2 separate regions of the Homo sapiens genome follow, and region 2 is linked to region 1. A link is a contact called in ENCODE Hi-C or POLR2A ChIA-PET data. All regions are on one chromosome and are shown on one strand. The core of a region is the stretch at or near the end of the contact, and the rest is flanking DNA. Distances in the headings are between cores, read along the strand shown. Region 1 holds the start of SKOR1-AS1 (SKOR1 antisense RNA 1). Region 2 has its middle 42 kb from the start of RNU6-1.

What was found. Hi-C counts contacts between places; a loop is a spot of excess contacts on that map. ChIA-PET counts read pairs that join two places held with the same protein, here RNA polymerase II (POLR2A). Pooled maps may share reads with other maps.
Region 2: a map of naive thymus-derived CD4-positive, alpha-beta T cell shows a loop between it and region 1 (11-fold over the local background). The contact joins the enhancer-like site here to the promoter of SKOR1-AS1 in region 1. A Hi-C loop is called at or near these places in 1 of 168 maps with a recorded cell type or tissue (naive thymus-derived CD4-positive, alpha-beta T cell), 1 of 37 single-sample maps with no recorded cell type and 7 of 50 pooled maps. POLR2A ChIA-PET finds 5 or more read pairs at or near these places in 5 of 52 experiments (AG04449, Caco-2, GM12878 and 2 more).

What each region holds. Positions count from the first base shown.
Region 1 is chr15:67,835,313-67,840,899 of GRCh38, forward strand. It overlaps SKOR1-AS1 (SKOR1 antisense RNA 1), which reads right to left and starts at 3,567. Exons shown (of 3, transcript NR_120345.1): 1 at 3,398-3,567; 2 at 1,778-2,121; 3 at 1-469. RNU6-1 (RNA, U6 small nuclear 1) reads right to left here and starts at 4,733; the gene lies at 4,627-4,733. RefSeq lists enhancers at 1,517-2,047, 4,671-5,587, 5,079-5,128.
Region 2 is chr15:67,879,744-67,884,924 of GRCh38, forward strand. No RefSeq gene overlaps it. Among named protein-coding and RNA genes, the nearest start is that of RNU6-1, 42 kb to the left of the region's middle. RefSeq lists a cis regulatory region at 2,578-3,078. Within about 2 kb of position 2,878, at least 4 of the 41 ENCODE cell types and tissues checked have a DNase peak (open chromatin) inside an H3K27ac peak, as active enhancers do.

The DNA.
Region 1 (5,587 bases), core at 2,317-4,816:
GACGACGCTGCAAATTGCAGAACACTCTTTGCAGGGAGGAGAGTGTGGATGGAGTGGGAGAGAGCTCACGGCACAGGGAATCATTCAGCCTTGGCTTTCATTTCTCGCCCTCGGCTGGCTAGTGGGGGTCCCGGGTTGAGCCCTTCTTTTATCTTTCCTGGGTCTCCGTTTCGGCCTCTATGAAATAACACGCAGGCCTCCGTCCATGCGGCTCGTAGAAGGCGGGCGGCAGGCCCCGCGCCACCGGCCAGCAGCTCGGGACCGGGAGCCCTGGGCTGAGGGGGCCGGGAAGTTTCGTGGCGGGTTGTCTTGGTGGGCCTTGGACGGAGCCGGCTAGTAGGGGCGTGCTCTGGGCCTCCCCGAAGCTGTGCAGACGAGGAGTCCCGCTGCGCGGTACAGCCAGGAAGCCAGTCCCTAGAGTCCTTTGCGCTGGGGGTCGGAGCCTTGGAGTCCCAGGATGTTCCGACGGCTAAGACCAGAGCGGACACAAAGGAGATAACAATGAAGAGGGCGCCGGCAAATGGCGAAGCATCGCCTCCGGACAGGCCATCTCCGGGCAGGGCCCCTCTAGGGAGCGGGAACGTTTCATATGCATGGGACCCACCAGATCCGCTTTCCGCTGGACCGGTGGCGAAACTGAGGTCCAGAGAGGAAGAGACTGGAGTCTCCAGGCCGCGCCAGGGCCCGCGGAACTGCGACGGGGCGGGACAGCGCGGGTGTGGGAGTTTGCCGGCCCCTTTCCCCACCGCGGATTGCACCTTTGGAAGCTGCACTTTTCTTCTCTGTAAAATGGGCATCACCATTACCACCCAGGCAGGAAGTTCCGTGGCTGCGGCTCGACAGAGGAGCCAGGCAAATGCTCCTTCCCACCCTTCCTTCCCAACTCCCCCCAAAGTGGAAAAGCTCCTAGGCAGCTGGGGCCCTCCGGAAGGGACGCCCCATCTGGGCAGGAATCTCTGCGGACTGGAGTCGTAGGCGGATCCGACCCAGAAAGCTCAGTCGCAAAAACCCTCCCGGGCTTCGCGTCCCTTCAGAAGTGGTTTGTTCCCCCCAAAAATGTTAATAACCAAACGATTGGTATGGATGTAATTATCAATAATTATACTAATTATTGCTGATTGCGGGGCTCGTAGCTACTTTAATTAGTTTACCAGATTCTAATTAAGTTAAATGAAACATTAATAGGGAAAATATGCTTTGAAAAAAAAAACCCAGGATTTAAAAAAAGTCTATTTCTCGCCACAATGTTGCCACCTTGCGACAGATTTTAAGCATTACAGCCAACGCCCGAAGGCCCAGACCAGGGTGCCTGGGGTCCCAGGGAGAAAAAGTGGGGCCTGGAAGTTGGAGGAGGCAGTTGAACACAGAATATCCTGTGGGCTGTTCTCCTGGAGTGTTTGGTTTGGCCTGGTCCCCAGCGGTGCCTACAGGAGGTCTGGCTCTGGAGTCCCAGGTCTGGGGTAAGGGACAAGAGTGAACGGAAGCCGGGGCCCCTCTTGGGATCCGCAGTGGGAAGATGATCTCTATCCCCACCTGTTCTGGCAAATCCAGAGTGAGAGACTGAGCAAAGTTGGAGCCGCCGTTGGAGACAGCATCAAGTGGGTTTATTTTTCACCCCCACGGGAGAAAGCAGTAAGTCCCTTCCCATCTCCATTTCCTCTGCAAATCAGGGTAACCTGTGTGCAAAAGCACCACTTAGAAGACCCCTTAACTCCTGGAGCACAGGTGACTCTGTGTTCTAGTGGCACTCGGTTCATGAGGCTAGCAGGGCACTCACCTCCCTTTGTTATTCTTGGTTGTAAGTGTCTGTTGCCCTAAGACTGAAAGTAAGTCCACAGCAGGGGTCACACCTTGCTTTTCCTTGCAATCTTCAACACAGGGCCCAGGGCTCCACAGGCACACAACACATGTGTAGATGAAAGGCTTCCAACTTTGCGGTTCATCTAGGTGCTGAAAATGTCTGAGGGAAGGAATCCCTAGGTGCTTCTGGACAACAGCCACTGATAAGCAATTAAGCTCATTTGCATAAGGTTAATTAAACACAGGTTTACTGCTCAGAAAGAAGATCCTTCATCAATAGGATTCGTTTTGGGAGCAGGTATCAGGTAAGTGATTGTTAACCTAGAAAAGGAAAACTTTGTTCCTGTTCCAACTGTGTCCTAAAGGGGGTATTCCTTCACTCCGTCATACTTTTCCAGGTCACTGGCACACAGGTCCACCCATTCGTAGCTACCCTGCTCTAAAGCCTTGATCCGTTGCAAACATGTGACTCCTGCCTTGAATTCAGAACACCAACAAAAGCAGAACTGGATCTGCATGCTCTTCCCATGAATTCTAAACAGCCTCATCTCCTCTCTCCATCCTCAGATGCTTGGCTAAGAGCACAAACTCTGGAGCCAGATTTACTGAGGTCTCAATGCTGCCCTGTCATTGATGAGTGACATTGGGCAAGTTGTTGAATCTCTCTGTGCCTTAGCTTCCTCATCTATAACATAGGGAGATTAACAGTACCTACTTCATAGAACTGTTTTCTGTTAATATATGTAAAGCACTGAGAACAGCTCCTGGCATACAAGAAGTGCTATTGTATTGGTGTTTGCAAAGATTACAACTCCCTCTGAATTCACTTTCCTGAGACTCAAGCCAGGAATGCTTTTAGAGTCCCAAAATGTACCCCAGTCCATCACCCTCCTCTCCTCCAGGGGCCCAGAAAGGGGGCCCAGAAAGGAGGACAAACCGGTGCTTTTTCAAGCCTGGACTATTGAGCTTTCTGAAGACACATTCATAAGAATCTACAAGCACAGAGGTTGGAAGGGCATCCTGCAACGCCAATGCATGGACTATTGAGTTTCTGGAGACACATTCATAAGAATCTAGAAGCACAGAGGTTGGAAGGGCATCCTGCAACGCCAATGCATTGACTCTATGTGTCCAAAGAGGCGAAGACTTGCCCAAGTTCCCTCAGCAGGTTAGTGCAGAGGAAAGGAAGTCAGCCAGGTCTCTGGATTTTCTGGGGCTAGGAACTGCCTGTCTTTTTCCTAATTTCTGTTCTAATCTTTTCTTTTCTTTTAAGTAGCGACAGGGCTTCACCTTGTTGGCCAGACTGGTCTCGAACCCCTGACCTCGGTATCCTCCCAGCTCAGCCTCCCAAAGTACTAGGATTACAGGCGTGAGCCACTGCGCCCGACCAGTTTCTTTAGAACAATCTCAACAGTCCTTTTTGGGCCAAGTCCTTCACTCTTGGATTCTATTTTACTCCCCATAACACCCCCTTCCACATACGTAGACTAATAATATTCCAGTCTGATGGGTTGTCTGTGCTGAAAGAGAGGGAGCCACATCGACATTGGTCGTTTTCTTATTTGGCATCCCAAGGGAGACATTTAAAACTACTCACCCAATTGCCCAAGTGGCCTCCAAAGAACCAGATATCTCTAGGGGAAGAACAGAAATCCAGCCAACAAAGATTGTCCTCTAACGCCTTACATCGAAGGCCCAGAGCCAAGGAAGAGGCGGAGATGTCCCGCAGTCCCCTATGCTCGGCTGTTACCTGGAAAGGATCATTTCACTTCCACTGAAGAGAAAAGGAATGAGTCCTGAATGGAATGCTGCCCGGCAGCTCCCAGCGCCCGCTGGTAGAGTACCCGCCGCTGTCCCTGGGTGGCTCCGGGGCTTCGAGCCTAACAGTCCTCCTGCGGCGCGCCTGGAGGCTGGGAGCTGTGCGGCCGCTCCCGGCAGATCGACTGAGGTCCCAGTGGCCGCAGGGCCCACGTGCATGCTGAAGCACTAGCAAAGCAGTTGCACCATTTTTCTGTTGGAAAGATATTTCAGAAAACATTGCCTAAGTCATCGCAGGAAATCTGAACGTGGTTGGACTTTGTTTCCTCTTTGTCTTACCACTCGGGACTGTGTTTTTGTAACTCAATTACCTGAGACCTGGGTCCCGATCTTTTCAGGGTCTGTGCCTCTGTAAGTCTTATCAGGCTTTACCTCTCAGTGATTGGTGTAAAATGATGACAGTAAAACAGTAAAACCCACAGGGTGGGGCTGTCAGGAATTTTTTAAACATTATTTTATTTTTCTGCCCCCTCCCCCTTTTCTTTTTTTCTTTTATTATTTATTTATTTGGTCTGGAATATTTCAATGAAATATTGGTGAAGCCCTTGACATATGGTAGATACTCATTAAGTGGTGGCTTTTTTTTTTTTTTTGATTCAAAGGATTCTGTCACTCTTATTGCAAGTTCCTCATACGTTTATCGTTGCACTAGTTCCTGTTATGTTTCGGAGCTGAAATGGATCAACTTTGGCAAGACGAAATTTCCTTAAGTGTAAGGTACTGCAATACTCAGGATTGTGCAGAGGGAAGCAGAGGCAAGATGGGAAAGATCGCAAACTAGGGCCCGAGGGCCAGAGGCAAAATGCACCGCAGAGATGAATCTGCCTAGGCCCCACCTCCTTCTATTCCGTCTCCTAGGACTACTACATTTTATTTGTGTTAAAAGATATCACCTGTAGATGAAAGGTGTTTTCAGTGGTAAACCGTGCACCGGCGTATAAACGTGGTGTAAAAAAAAAACCAAACAGAAAAACAACCTGATGTAAAAACAGAAAAACAACCTGATGTAAAAATATGGAACGCTTCACGAATTTGCGTGTCATCCTTGCGCAGGGGCCATGCTAATCTTCTCTGTATCGTTCCAATTTTAGTATATGTGCTGCCGAAGCGAGCACGGTGTTTCGTCCTTTCCACAAGATATATAAAGCCAAGAAATCGAAATACTTTCAAGTTACGGTAAGCATATGATAGTCCATTTTAAAACATAATTTTAAAACTGCAAACTACCCAAGAAATTATTACTTTCTACGTCACGTATTTTGTACTAATATCTTTGTGTTTACAGTCAAATTAATTCTAATTATCTCTCTAACAGCCTTGTATCGTATATGCAAATATGAAGGAATCATGGGAAATAGGCCCTCTTCCTGCCCGACCTTGGCGCGCGCTCGGCGCGCGGTCACGCTCCGTCACGTGGTGCGTTTTGCCTGCGCGTCTTTCCACTGGGGCCGGGGCGGCGCGGAGGGTTCAGACGCGGGCTCTTACTCAAACGCTGATCCCCGAAACTACCGAGCAGTGTCTGCGCGACGCGAAAGCATTTTTGGAGCGAGGGGCCATGGTGCCCATGGGATTCCCACGGGTGTTGGACTCGGGACCCCGAAAAGGTTGCGAGTCGCTGGTTGGACCCTTCCCTGCGCGGGGACCCGAGAGACGTGACCCTAGCGAGGCCTGGGGCCACCCACTGTGGGCTGGAAGGGGCCGACAGGGGTTGCGGCGGGGGATCGTGGGGAGGGTTGGCCAGGGCGCGCCTTCAGCTTCCCCTCGGCTTCTCGGAACTAGCTCTCTGCATTCGGAGCCAAGGCGATGAGGGTGTCTGCTTTGGGACGCAAACTTCCAGTAGTGGTGGAAGTCTGGGAAGGGTCACCACCGTTTGAGCCAACATTTAGAAAGAGCCAGGCGCTTAACCTAAATGGTATCATTTCCCCCATTTTGCAGTTTAGCAAACAGGCTCTGGGAGGTTAAACCATCT
Region 2 (5,181 bases), core at 1,628-4,127, 44 kb after region 1:
GGTGTCACATAGCCACTTGGAGGGAGCCTGGGGAGTGAACTATTTTATCTAGGCCCATTCCACTCTCAACAAAATTTCTCTTAGTAAAGAATGACAGCAAATAATTGCATACTATATATTAATCCTACCTTGCTTTTTTCACTTACCTACTGTATGTGACTCAGCATACGTGTCCTTCTCAGATAACAATCAATGTCATTTATTTATTTATTTCAATTTGTCATTTATTTATTTATTTCAATGCCATTTATTTATTTATTTGAGATGTGGTCTCACTCTATCACCCAGGCTGGAGTGCAGTGACACGATCATGGCTCACTGCAGCCTCGACCTCCTGGGCTGAAGCAATCCTCCCACCTCATCCCCCCAAGTAGCTGAGATGACAGGCACATGCCACTAAGCCCAGCTAATTTTTGTATTTTTTGTGCAGACAGGGTTGTGTCATGTTGCCCAGGCTGGTCTCAAACTCCTGGGCTCAAGTGATCCACCTGCCTTGGCCTCCCAAAGTGTTGGGATTATAGGTGTGAGCCATAGTGTCTGGCCCCATTTATTTCTTCATTCATTTAACATAAGAATCTGTTGCTAATTTATGTAGTGGAGAGTAACTGCCTTATATCTGTTTCTGCTGGGTTTTTTTTTTTGTTTTAAGACAGGGTCTCGCTCTGTTGTCCAGGCTAGAGTGCAGTCACACAATCATGGCTCACTACAACCTTAACCTCCCAGGCTCAAGTGATCCTCCTGCCTCAGCCTCATGAGTAGCTGGGACTACAGGCATGCATCACCATTCTGGGCTATTTTTTTTTTTTTTTAAATCAAGACAGGGTCTCATTATGTTGCCCAGGCTGGTTTCAAACTCTGGAGCTCGAGTGATCCTCCCACCTTGGCCTCCCAAAGTATTGAGATTACAGGCAGGAGCTATCATGCCCAGCCTGTTTCTGCTGTTTTTAGAACACAGATTATTAACTGGACACAGGCACCCAGAATAAGACTAAATTTCCAAGCATGCTTCTGACTAGGTGTGGCCATGTGTCTAAGTTCTCGCCTATGGGATGAGAACAGAAGTAAAATGTGCCTTTGAAGAGGATGTGTGCCTTCTCCTTCCTCTTTTTTCCCTTCCTGCTGGCTGCATTGTGCACTTGGCATTGCTCCATCATGCAGATGAGAGGTTGTATGTAACAGCAGCCAAAACTACATCCTGACTAATACCTGTGTTAATGGGCCAGACACTGCACTAGGGGCTCAGGACACAAAAACCAATACAATTAAATTTCTACATTCCAGGAGCTCAAAATCTTGGGTAGAAGACCAAAGGGTAAGCAAACACTTTTGAAGTCAGCACTGTGGTAGCCCCAGGGCCTCTGGAGCACGGCATAGCCAATCACCTACCATGTCTATCTATCCATTTGTGCATCTCTTTAGCCATCCGTGCATTTCTTAATTTACCCACCTACCCATAGATCAGTTCCTCTCTCATCTATCTGTTCATGCTTGCATTTATTCATCCATCTCTCCCACATATCTCATGAGGATCCTGCAGGGTTTTTGTTGTTGTTGTTTTATGAGACAAGGTCTCACTCTGTCACCTAGGCTGGAGTGCAGTGGTGTGATCATGGCTCACTGCAGCCTTGACCTTCTGGGTTCAAGTGATCCTCCCATCTCAGCCCCCTGACTAGCTGGGACCACAGGTGCATGCCACTGCACGGGCCTAATTTTTAAAATGTTTTGTAGAGATCAGGACTCACCATGTTGCTCAGGCTGATCTTGAACTCCTGGCCTCAAGTAATCCTTCTGCCTCAGCCTCCCAAAGTGCTGGGATTACAGGCATGAGCCACCATACCAGGCCTCTGCAGTTATTTTTGTTGAGAATTATATAGGGCCCGTTCAATTGTATTTTTCTCAAATTCAAGCCAATCAGAATGGCACCTTTCACCTCAATTTTAACAGATACCAGGAACCAAGATCACCACACACACGCAATATAATGATGAAATTTCATGTTCAAATCACATAACTAAATGCTGATTTGTGAACATTTTTAGATTTTCCTAGGTGATAAAAATGATACAGTCATTAGTTTTTTTCAAGGACAGTCTCCCACTTCTCCTGAGTTGGATGTGCCACCAGCCCACCTTAGAGCCAGCCCTGGGGAAATGCAGAGGGAGACAGAGGGCAAATTCGGTGTTTGTTATAATCATGTGTGATGCTATGTAAGAGCTATCTTTAGCTGTGTACCTCCCTTATTCTTGAGGGGTAGAGTAAGGTGGGGTGACCACCAAAGGAAGCCAGCAGGCTTCGTTCGCCTCCAGGGAATGAGATTCCTTGTCTCCCTCTCTTTCTTACTTTGGCCACTGAAATTTCTCCAAAACTCTTCTTAGGAATAAAGAAAAAATCAAGGGTGCAGATTATGGCAAGAACATAGTTAAGGTATGCAGTTTTGTTTCATTTAATGAGAAAATATAGTGGTTGTGTTAAGAAATTAAATGGCTCACACATTGATCCTCATTGATATATATTGAATGTTGTTTATCAAAAACATTGTGAATTTATTTGGTTTAAAACAAATATCAAACTTCAAATCAAACTTAAGTAGTAAGTCTAATATTAATGGAGATGAACTAGGATTCGAACTGAGCAAGGAGGGGGAAGGGATGGAGGAAGGAGGACTTTTTCTGTTTAAAATCTAAGGAGCCCTGGAACTTACAGAAATTCAGCCCTGTTTTTGGTACTAGGGAGATACAAAGATCAGATCTCTTCTGCCCCTGCTTGTAAGGCAGGAAATTTTCTGTCTACTTAAGTAGATGAGACACAAATCTGCAAAGTCATATAGCAGAACAGGAAGCTACTGTCAAGAGATGTTACAAAGGGGCGGGGGAGAGTAGGGAGTTGAGGTGGCGGGTAAGGATATGCCAAGTGTCAAGTAGATAGTGCAGGAAAGAAATGCACATTTCTCCAAGGGGGTGGTATCCACAATGGGTTGGAATGGCCAGGGAAGCTATTCTCTCCCCTTCCCTTCCTTCCTTCCAGTTCTAGGCATTGGGGGATACAGTGGTGAAGAAAACAGAAAGAAATCCTGCCCTTCTGGAATTTACATTCTAATGGGGGCAAGACAGACAACAAATGAAATAAATACAAATAACAGTGTGTAAGACAGTGATACGTGCTATGGAAAAAATAAAACAGGGAAAAGGAATCAGGACTATTGGGAGAGTGTAATTTAAATATTATGGTCAGGGAAGGCCCCACAGAAAAGGCGACGTGAGTAAAAACTGAAGGAGATGAGGGAGGGAACCATGTCAGTATTCAGAGGAAGAACATTCGGAACAGAGGGAGCAAATATGCAAAGCACTTATTCGGCACCTACTGCATGCCCACATGACAGCAATAGCAATATGTGGCTATTTGCCAAACTGTCTTCATTCGTGAAACATTTAAGCTTACTACAGAAGATAAGAGTTTTTTTCTTTCCCATGAGGTTGAGAATATATGGAGGATGGGTTGCCCAGAAGCAGTGGCAACATTTGCATTAAAAGAAGGCAGCCTTTTAACCCGAGGAGGAGGCTGAGAATCCAATGACTTTTCTGTCATACGATTGAGGGGACAGGAGCCTAGTGATAATGGGACACGGAGCTTCGGCTGCAGAGCTCTCTTTTGTCCACAATTTAGGGCAACTGTCTTGCACTCTGCCTCCATCCTCTGGGTAGACTCAGTGGAGGAAACGTTTCCACAGGCACCAGGCAACCGGGCTCCTGGAAGCAGCAGACCCGGGAGAGGAGAGCAACTCCCCAGCTTGGTGTTAGATATCATCTGAGACTCCTTACACCCTCGCAGCTTAGAAGCTCCTCAGATTACCAGGCAAGGCAAAGTTGATTTTGACAATGTCTGGGGAAGGAAGGGCTGCTCTTCCTGGCTGGCTGGCATAATCAGACTCTGGAGGAGTCGGCCTGCCTATCAAAGGAGGTGAGAGCTAAGTTGTTGCTGCCTTTCCGCTTCAGGATGAATGGATTCCACCCCATTGAACTGGAGTGACCTGGCGCCTGGATTCTTTCATCTCTAAAATGGGAAAAATAATTGTTGCACATATATGGTGTTGAAATTATGGCCCTCAATTGGTGATAATTATCATTACTTAGTATTAATAATTATTATTTGTGAAACTTCTCCCAGAATTGCTGCATGGATTGCAATGTCCAAATAAGCTTATAATGGGGCTTCCAGACACTAGCAGTGAGGCAGTTTCTGTAGAGGTTGAGTGGCGGCTCTTCACCGACTAACTGGGTTTGCGTCCCCCGCCTTTTTGTTTTCCTTTTTTAAAATATATTTTTTAAATATCATGGAGTGTCACTATGTTGCCCAGGTTAGTGTCGAACTCCTGAGCTCAAGGGATCCTCCCACTTTGGCTTCCCAAAGTGCTGGGTTTGCATCCTGGATGGCCTCTTAGGAGCTGTGTGCCCTTGGGCAAGTTGTTTAACCTTCCTGAGCTCCTGCGTCCCTATCTTTAAAGTGAAAATAATAATAGCACGTTTTACTACTTGGAAGGAGGCTGGACCAGGTTTTCTACAGCCAGACCATCTACGCTTTCCAAAGGGCCTGGGCAGCAAGTGAGTATTAGTCTACTAAGAGTGTAATTATGTTATATTAACAGCACCTACCTCCAAAGGTTGCTGCGAGCAGAGAGCACCTCACAGTGCTTTACAGCAGTGCCCGGCTATAACCATCACAGCATTATTATTAATGTGATTAGCCTCATTTTGCAGATGAGGAAATATAGGCCCAGAGAGGTTAAGATACCCCACGCAGGGACCTGCAGCTAGTCGGTGGCAGGGATGGCGCTGGAATCCAGGGGTTCCCTCCAGAACCCCACAGCGGCCCATGCTGAAAACCAGACAACGCCCGCCCCCGCCAGAAGGCACCCTGGGAACGGAAAGCTGGCAGCCTTCCAAGTCCCAGGACGCGCTGGGGCCCAGCCCCCGCTCCGCCCTCCCCCATCCCTGGAACAAAGTACACTTCTGCCGCAGGAACATTCCAGCAAACTGAAGGCATCGCGGGCGCGGCCGCCGCCCCCGCCTCCCCACAGCTGCACGGAGCGTCCACGGCCCCAGGCCGAGCCCCACTGTGCCCCGCTTCCGACCCCGCCCGCCCTGCCGGCTCCCCGTCGCCCGCCGCGTGTGCAGACGCAATCGC